2 separate regions of the Homo sapiens genome follow, and region 2 is linked to region 1. Evidence: chromatin loops called from intact Hi-C (ENCODE). Cell type or tissue: heart right ventricle. All regions are shown on one strand. Each heading gives the region's core, and the rest is flanking DNA. Links, peaks and the distances in the headings are about the cores only. Region 1 overlaps DCLK3 (doublecortin like kinase 3). Region 2 has its middle 30 kb from the start of GOLGA4.

What was found. A loop is a pair of places that touch in the nucleus more often than their neighbours do. Peaks named below come from ENCODE experiments on the same cell type or tissue, not always from the same donor. Only the 100,000 strongest peaks of a DNase experiment are listed, where the experiment ranks them.
Region 2: it touches region 1 in a loop (5-fold over the local background); 26 of 110 quality-filtered maps call a loop at or near these places.

What each region holds. Positions count from the first base shown.
Region 1 is chr3:36,727,315-36,731,710 of GRCh38, forward strand. The region is part of intron 2 of DCLK3 (doublecortin like kinase 3); the gene reads right to left. Among named protein-coding and RNA genes, the nearest start is that of DCLK3, 35 kb to the right of the region's middle. In heart right ventricle, for the core only: CTCF peaks have their summits at 2,343 (motif pointing right) and 2,542; no DNase peak of the experiment used is centred there.
Region 2 is chr3:37,211,332-37,215,727 of GRCh38, forward strand. No RefSeq gene overlaps it. Among named protein-coding and RNA genes, the nearest start is that of GOLGA4, 30 kb to the right of the region's middle. In heart right ventricle, for the core only: a CTCF peak has its summit at 1,853 (motif pointing left); a DNase peak (open chromatin) is centred at 1,840.

The DNA of each region.
Region 1 (4,396 bases), core at 160-4,159:
AAGCATTTGGCTGACTTAGTATACCAAAGTAAGAAGTGTGTTCCTATTGTGAAATAAGTGAAACATTACCTTCCTCATGGAAGCCCCCAATTCCAAAACCTGGCTCCACTGAGCTTGTAGCAGATTAAATGTTTTGGAAACTCACACTTTACTTTGAAAATTTATTATGTTAACTATCCAGAGACTGAAGGATATATTTTCAAAATGCCAAATCTGTTTTTAGAGTATGATATGGACCTATGTGAGATATATTATGCCTCTTCTAGTTTCTTCACACTAGAGCTTTTCTCTTTCAATCTCAGGATCATCCCCTGAGCATCAACAATTGCATAAGCAGAACTTGGTGGGGGGCAGCGGTTAAGATCAGTGGTGCCACTTGTCTCTTCCAGAAAGTGGCCCCAGATGGCCCGATGTTTTTAATTATTCTGTCTCCAGCTTCTGCTGTCAAGAGTTATTTAATATTCTTCAGTGTTGTCATTTATTTCCTCTACCTAAGCAGCTTAATTACATTTAAGGTCGCACACTGTCTGCAAGTTTTTTGGCTTATTTTTGCAACAAGCACCTCACATATTTGGCTTCAGAACAGTTCCTATCTTAAACCTTGAAATTAAATGAGTGATGTTGTCCTAGAATAATTCTTCTTCCCAGAATCTGTGGGACATCTGATACCATCAAACTCAAACCTCCACCCAAACAAAAAACGTGTCTCAAACATCCTCCCACCAGACTATCGTTCATGTCTGAATGAAATCTCAAAATGGAAAAGACTCCACAACTCTGTGCTGTAGTGCATCCCATTTATGGCAAGCTTAGCTTGTGAGGAGATTCACCCCTATGTTGATTCAGAATTCCTTTCCCACTCCTGTTTTCTAAATCTGCCCTCTCCAGTGATGCTGAATAAGAACGCATCCCTCCAAAGACGGGAAGCAAGTATCGTGATCCCCAGCTCGCCTCTGGCTTCTCCAAGCTAGCATCTGTGATGATTAATTTTAGATGACAACTTGACTGGATTAAGGAATACCTAGTACTGATAAAGTATCATTGGTGGGGGGTGGGGGGACGGTGTCTGTTAGGTATTTCCAGAGGAGATTGGTGTGTGAATCCAGGTGGACCAAGTGCAGAAGATCTGCCCTCAATATGGATGAGCAGCATCCAGCCGGCTGGGGGCTTGGATAGAACGAAAGTAGGGAAAAGGCAATTGGTGTCTCTCTGTCTCTCTCTCTCTGCACTCCCTCCTCCCCCTCCTCCTGGGACATCAGAACTGCAGGCTTTCTAGCCTTTGGGCTCCAAGACTTATACCAGTAACCCCTGGGTTCTCAGGCCTTCAGACTTGGGCTGAGCCACGCTACTGGTATCCCAGGGTCTCCAGCTTGTGGACAGCCAGTCATGGGACTCCTCAGTCTCCATAATCATGTGAGCCAAGTCCCCTAATAAATCCCCTCTCATACATCTCTATAAACATATATCCTATTGGTTCTGTCTCTCTAGAGAACTCTGGCTAATACAACAACCAAGGATGCTCTGGTGAATCCTTACAGGACCTGTTCTCCTGGTCACCCTCCCTCACTCATCCCTATTCCAAGTGCAGCCCCTGGACCCTGGACCAGCACCATCAGCATCTCCTGTGAGCTGGTTACAGCTCTCAGCTGCCCCAGAGCCCCTGAAACAGAATCTGCATTTCCTCACAACCTCAGAGAGGTCTGTGTCCACAGTAAAGTTCTGGATGGCCCCCATGATGCCTTTCTTAACCAAGAATGCCCAGCACCAAACGCCACACACCAGGTGTGATTCGATCAGAGCAGAGGACCTCAGGACTCTCGGCTGACCAGGCACTGGGTGGTCATCAAGACAGCCAAAGACCCCATCAAATGACCCACTTCAGTGTCCCTGCCTGAGAAAACCTTTCAGGGTTTTCCCGGGTTGTGTGTGTGTGTGGGGGGGGGGGGTACAAAAGCCCCCTTTACACACATCTCACTTTGCCCTCACCCCACATCTCCCTGTATCTCTTTTGCAGCCTAGCTAAACTCGCTGCTCTGGGCCATGTTCTTGCTGGGGCTCATTTTCGGTTGTTCCCTAACTGAAAGGGTGTAAGAGGTTGCTTTACATGGCACTGTAATGACTGTTATCTGTCTGCATCTATCATCCTTTTCCAGCCACACCAAAGTGTCATGCTTGGAATTCAAGTGGTCTACATTATTTACGTAGGCATTCAGATAGCATCTGGATAATCTGAAAGCTTCAAGAAGAATCTTTATTTTTCTGAACAATTAACTCTGCTCTCTCCTTCAATGGTACCTCAATTTAAATGTGATCTTGCAATTCTCATCTCTGAACAGAAGATGGAAGCAGAGTACAGACCAAACAACAAGTGGCTCCCTTAAGGATTAAGACATGGATAAAGTTTATTTATCTTTGCCACCTTCTTACTTGATCCTTCATGGTTTCTCGTACTTTTTCCCTCCAAGGTCCATTTTCAACTGGCTGTGAAGAATGAAATGATCTTAGAAACCAATTCACATTAAAATGCCAATACCTAAAATCCGTTTATATTTCAACGACAGCAAAATATACCATAACACAGGCCAGGTGCAGTGGCTCAGGCCTGTAATTCCAGCACTTTGGGAGGCCAAGGCAGGTGGATCACTTGAGTCCAGGAGTTTGAAGTGAGCCTACACAACATGGCGAAACCTCATCTCTACAAAAAATACCAAAATATTAGCCACGTGTGGTGGTTTATACCTGTGGTCCCAGCTACTTGGGAGGCTAAGGTGGGGGGAGTCTGGAAGGCGGAGGTTGCAGTGAGCTGAGATCACACCACTGCACCCAGCCTGGGTGACAGAGTCAGACTGTCTCAAAATATATGTACATACACCATATATACACACACACACACACACACACACACACACACACAAACACATAAACATACCATAATACAAAAGTATGACTGAAAAAAAAAATCAGTGAGGACAAAGTCTTCCCTGGGACTTGTCACATGGCATGCTCACAAGATAAGATGCTTTTGGTGTCTGTTTATTGCATCTGCTTATTTCTACTTAATTAAAATCTCATGTTCATTCAACAAATATTTACACACTTACCATCTGCCAGGCAGTGTTTGAAATATTAAGAATAAAGTAGTGAAGGAAACAGACAAAGTTCTTTTTCTTATGAAGCCTCCTTTCTATTAATGAACAATATTCAAATAAATATGTAATCTCAGGCAGTGATAAGCGTTATGAAAAAGTAAAAGTGGGATAAGGGCTGCGTTGTCTAGTACAGTATCCACTAAGTACACATGGCTATTGGTTTTTACATGAAACTTAAAATGCAGTTCCTTAGACAGGAGGAACTGCCCATGTGGCTAGAGACTACCACATTGGGCTATGCAGATACAGGAAATCTGTATCTCCATCATCACAGAAAATTCTACTGGCAATGCTGGCACAGTGGCAGGAGTTCTTTTTTTTTTAATAAGGTGGTTAAGGAAGGACTCACTGAGGAAGCAACATCTGAAAGAAGGCAAGGGTGAGCCATATTAAGATGTGAGGAGCAAGTTTTCAGGTAGAAGAAACAGCAAATGTGAAGGCCGAGGGGCATGCATGGTTTGATGTAGCAAGCAGGGGCAGGAGCAGGGCGAGTGAGGAGCTGAATGGCTGGAGAGTGGCTTTGAGAGGAAGATGGAGTCCACATCATATAAGACCTTCCAGGCCATGGAAATGACCTTGGCTTTTATTCTGAATGTGAATGCGAAGGGAAGCTAATGGCAGCTCTGAGCAAAGAAGTCACTGTAATGCACTGTCTTTTTAACCCAGTGTCTGGTCAGAGGTGGCCAGCCCAGCTGATGAAGGAATGGACTTTGGACTGTAGGTGTTTCCTGAACTTGATAGCCTCATATTTCACAGTACACTTTACTTCACCACCTAGTCATCCAATCAGATGATCATCTCAAATTCAACATGCCGGAAACTGATTTCACCTCGACCCTGCTTCTCTCCCACAGTTCCCCAACCCAGAGAATGGCTCCATCATCACATAAAGATGCTGTCATATCTCCCAACTTAAAAAAAAGACAACCCTTATTTTCTCTGCATCCCTCTTTAGCTACTGTCCATTCTATGATCTCCTTCGTGCGTGCACACACACACACACACACACACACACACACCCTTGAAAGAGGTGTCTATACACACTGTCTACAGTATTCCACCTTCCATTCTATCCTAACTCAGTCAGTCTCTTATCCCCATAACTACACAGAAACCACCCTCCTCCATTAGAAAGATGGGGCCACGACTGATCCAGCTTCAGGTCATAAACATCTGTTACCCTTGAGTCTTCTCTTTCCTCATCCACAGCATTCAATCCACTCACAAGTCTTGTCTTTACCCTTAGG
Region 2 (4,396 bases), core at 131-4,130, 480 kb after region 1:
GTGGTGACAAGTGCCTGTAATCCCAGCTCACTGGGAGGCTGAGGCATGAGAATCACTTGAACCCAGGAGGTGGAGGTTGCAGTGAGCCGAGACTGTGCCACTGCACTCTAGCCTGGAGCAAGACCCTGTCTCAAAAACAAACAAAACAAAACAACATAGTAGCTTAAAACAAAAATAAACATTAACTCAGATTCAGTGCGTCAGGAATTCAGGAGAAGCAGATCTGGGCAGTTTAGACCTGGGGTCTCTTATGATGTTACTTGGGGCTGTGGCCATCTGAAGGCTTGAATGGGGCTAGAGGACCTCATGTGGTTGGCAAACTGCTGGCCATTGGCAGGAAGCCTCAGTTCTTCCCCATGAGGACCTCTCCATAGGGCTGCTTGAGTGTCCTCACAATATGGCAGCTGGTTTCCTCCACAGTGAATGATCCAAGAGAGAATGGCAGAAGAAGCTGCAAGTGTCTTTAATGGCCTAGTCTTAGAAGAAATGCACCATTACTTCTACATATCTTGTCATTCACACAGACTAGCCATGATTCAGTGTGATGGGGATGATACAAGGGCATAGATATCAGGAGGAAAAGATCATAGGGGGCCATCTTGGAGGCTGGCTACCACAGATGGAGGCAAGGGCTGGTAGGATTGACTGGCCTCAGGGTTGCAAACAGAACTCTGATATTAATCTGCTTCATTGAATCACTGGTATATTTCGGTTCCCCAGTAGAGGTGTTATTCAAGCTCCCAGTGCTGGGACATCTTTCTGTAGACTTTGAGGTTGGTGCAGGAAGAAGACTAGCAGTGTGGATAATTTTTTCTGTGAGAACCATAAGCCAACATAGGCTGAGCCTAATGTGTGGCCTCATTATTGAGGCTATTTCAAATACAGACTCCCTCTCTTGGAAGGTACACAATGATTGGGCCTGGAAATTGTGCAGTCAGATGGAAGTAGCATCATGATCAGAATGTAAGAAGCACATTTTCTCTGAATCAGGATAAACCTCACTGATCAGGGCTTACCTCTTTCTACCTCTGAGATTCTTTTTTTTTTTTTTTTTTTTTTTGAGACAGAGTCTTGCTCTGTTGCCCAAGTGCAGTGGTATAATATTGGCTCACTGCAACCTCCGCCTCCTGGGTTCAAGCGATTTTCCTGCCTCAGCCCCCTGAGTAGCTGGGATTACAGGTGTGCACCACCATGCCTGGCTAATTTTTGTATTTTTAGTAGAGAGACGGTTTTGCCATGTTGCCCAGGCTGGTCTGGAACTCCTGACCTCAGGTGATCCACCTGCCTCAGCCTCCCAAAGTGATGGGATTACAGGCATGATCCACCTCACCCGGCCTTCAGTTTCCTTTTTTTCTAATAGTAAGATACAAATTTGGGGGAAATGTTTTTACTTTCTCAGTTTTGTGTATCATAAATCTATAAGGGCTTATAATAATGGACATAACACCTATCATCATGGTTAGAGTTTGGAATCAAATTTGTGGAAACGGCTGGGCGTAGTGGCTCATGCCTGTAATCCCAGCACTTTGGGAAGCTGAGGCGGGTGGATCACCTGAGGCCAGGAGTTCGAGGCCAGCCTGGCCAACATAGTGAAACCCCATCTCTACTAAAAATACAAAAATTAGCGGGGCATGGTCGTGGGCGCCTGTAATCCCAGCCACTCGGGAGGCTGAGGCAGGAGAATCGCTTGAACCCAGGAGGTGGAGGTTGCAGTGAGCCGAGGCTGTGCCACTGCACTCCAGCCTGGGCAACAGAGTGAGACTCTGTCTCAAAAAAAAAAAAAAAAAAAAAATTCTGGAAACTAGAATTTTCTACTTAATCACCTGTGGGACGTTCTCTGCTGCTGCCATCTTGTGGCCACTTGGAGTAATAACATTCACAGTGTGCCTTTGGTCAGTCCAGTGACTCACCAGATGATGTAGGAAGGTCCTCTGGATTCTGTGTAAATATTTCCGATGACAGGTTTCCAATTATTCTACAAGACAGGCTATACCTATGGTGTAAAGCTTTGCTTATTAGAAAGTTCTTTCTGAAACTGAGTCAAATTCTGCTTTTATTCCATTTCTATACAATTCTTTTTCTACTTTCTAATTTTTTTTGGGGGGGGGTGGGGACAGGATCTTGGTCTGTTGCCTAGGCTGGAGTGCAATGGCGTGATCATAGTTCACTGCAGCTTCAAACTCCTGGGCTAGCTCCTAGCTAGCCTCTCAAGTAGTTAGGACCATGGGTGTGTGCCACCACGCCTGGCTAATTTATTATTATTATTATTATTTTTGAGACAGAGTCTCACTCTGTCACCCAGGCTAGAGTACAGTGGCACAATATTGGCTCACTGCAACCTCCAGCTCCCAGGTTCAAGTGATTCTCCTGTCTCAGCTTCCCAAGCAGCTGCGATTACAAGCGTGCACCAACACGCTGGCTAATTTTCGTATTTTTAGTAGAGATGAGGTTTCGCCATGTTGCCCAGGCTATTCTTGAACTCCTGACCTTAAGTAATCCATCTGCCTCAGTCTTCCAAAGTGCTGGGATTGCAGATGTAAGCCACCATACCTGTCCTGCCTGGCTGATTTTTAAAATTATTTTTTGTAGAGAGAGGGTCTAGCTATGTTGCCCAAACTGGTCTTAAACTCCTGGGCTCAAGCAATCCTCCTGCCTTGGTCTCCCAAAGTGTTGGGATTACTGGTGTGAGCCACTGCACCCAGCCCTCTAATTCTAAAAAAAAAAAAAAAATTGAAGGCAGCTGCTTATCATATTTCCCTAAATCTTTTTTCCTAAATATTTTAGCTTCTTTATCTCTCCCTGAATGATTCCCAGAGCCTTCATTCATCATCCAGGATCTGAGACAGGGATGCTGGTGCAAGTGATTTACTGGGGAGTGGCCACAGGGGAAACCTGTAGGGAAGCCAGGGAAACAGGATGGGCAAGAGGGCGGAGCTAAGCAAGGATGCAGTTTAGCCAGAGACCAGCCCAGCCTGATGCCACGGGGAGCTCTGGATCCTGAGTGGTGCTACAGAGTGAGTCTCACCTTGAGGCAAGGGGTTCAGTCTTGTATACTGTGACACTCAGTCATTGGCTCTGGGGGTGAGGGGTGTTCGAGGAAACCTTCCTGAGTGAAGTGGTTCCCATTTGGGCAAGGGCAGTTCTCAGGAGGGTTAGCAGCTGACGCTCAACAGCATGTGGGAAATGGGTGACCAGGAAAGAGGATCTGTATACCTTCTGCTCATATCTCATCTCAGTCATTATAGTCAGACCAGGACCCAAATATCCCAGGTGTAGTCTGAAGTGTAGTATTCAAGGAATCCAGGCCGAGCACAGTGGCTCATGCTTATAATCCCAGCACTTTGGGAGGCCGAGGCAGGCAGATCCCTTGAGCCTGGGAAGTCAAGGCTGCAGTGAGCCAAGATCGGGCCACTGCACTCCAGCCTGGGTAACAGAGTGAGACCCTGTCTGGAAAAAAAAACAAAAAAGAGTTCAAGAGATTCATTATATCCCATTCTCCTTAGTCCTGTATTAACAGTCCAGGCTTACATTTGGGTTGTCTGATCGAAACCCCAAGATATTTTTCACATAAAATTGCTCCCAGGCCAAGTGTCTTCCATCAATGCCTATGGCATGGTGATACCAAAAGCAAAAGCAGGTAAAATTGTATTCCTTTAAATTTTCCTCTTGTCAGTTTGGACTCACATTCTAGCTAACTGAGCCCTCATTGAATCTGGATTCTATCATCTAATCCAGGACTCTACGCTCTGTCTTCTGCAGACTTGATCCGTGTGTCTCTTTGGTAACTTTCAACTCCCTTGTCTGTTCATTACCTTTGGGCTGGTCATCTCTGTTTGTTTGTTTGTTTGTTTGTTTGTTTTTTAAGATGGAGCCTCGTTCTCTTGCCTAGGCTGGAGTGCAGTGACACAATCTCAGCTCACTGCAACCTCCGCCTTCCAGGTTCAAGCAATTCTCCTGCCTCAGCCTTCTGAGCAGCTGGGACTACAGGTGCATGCCACCACATCTGGCTAATTTTTGTATTTTTAGTAGGGATGGTGTTTCACCATGTTGGCCAGGCTGGTCTCGAACTCCTGACCTCAGGTGATCCACCTGCCTTGGCCTCCCAAAATGTTAGGATTCCAGGTGTGAGCCACAGCGCCCAGCCAGGGCTGGTCATCTCTTAATATCTGGCTGTCACTGCCCCTGCCTGATGATATCTGTTCTGTTGCTGTCCGCAGAACAGCACTACAGAGGGAACTTTGGTTGAAAATGGCCAGCAGCAAGCCTGAGGCCAGGGCCATAGAAAGAGAGCCATGTTTATTTCAGAAACATGAGTCTGAAATAAGTAGACAGCCCGGAACCTAGGTGGTTAAGTAGTTAATGTTATGTGACCAATATAGAAAACTTGAGACTATCA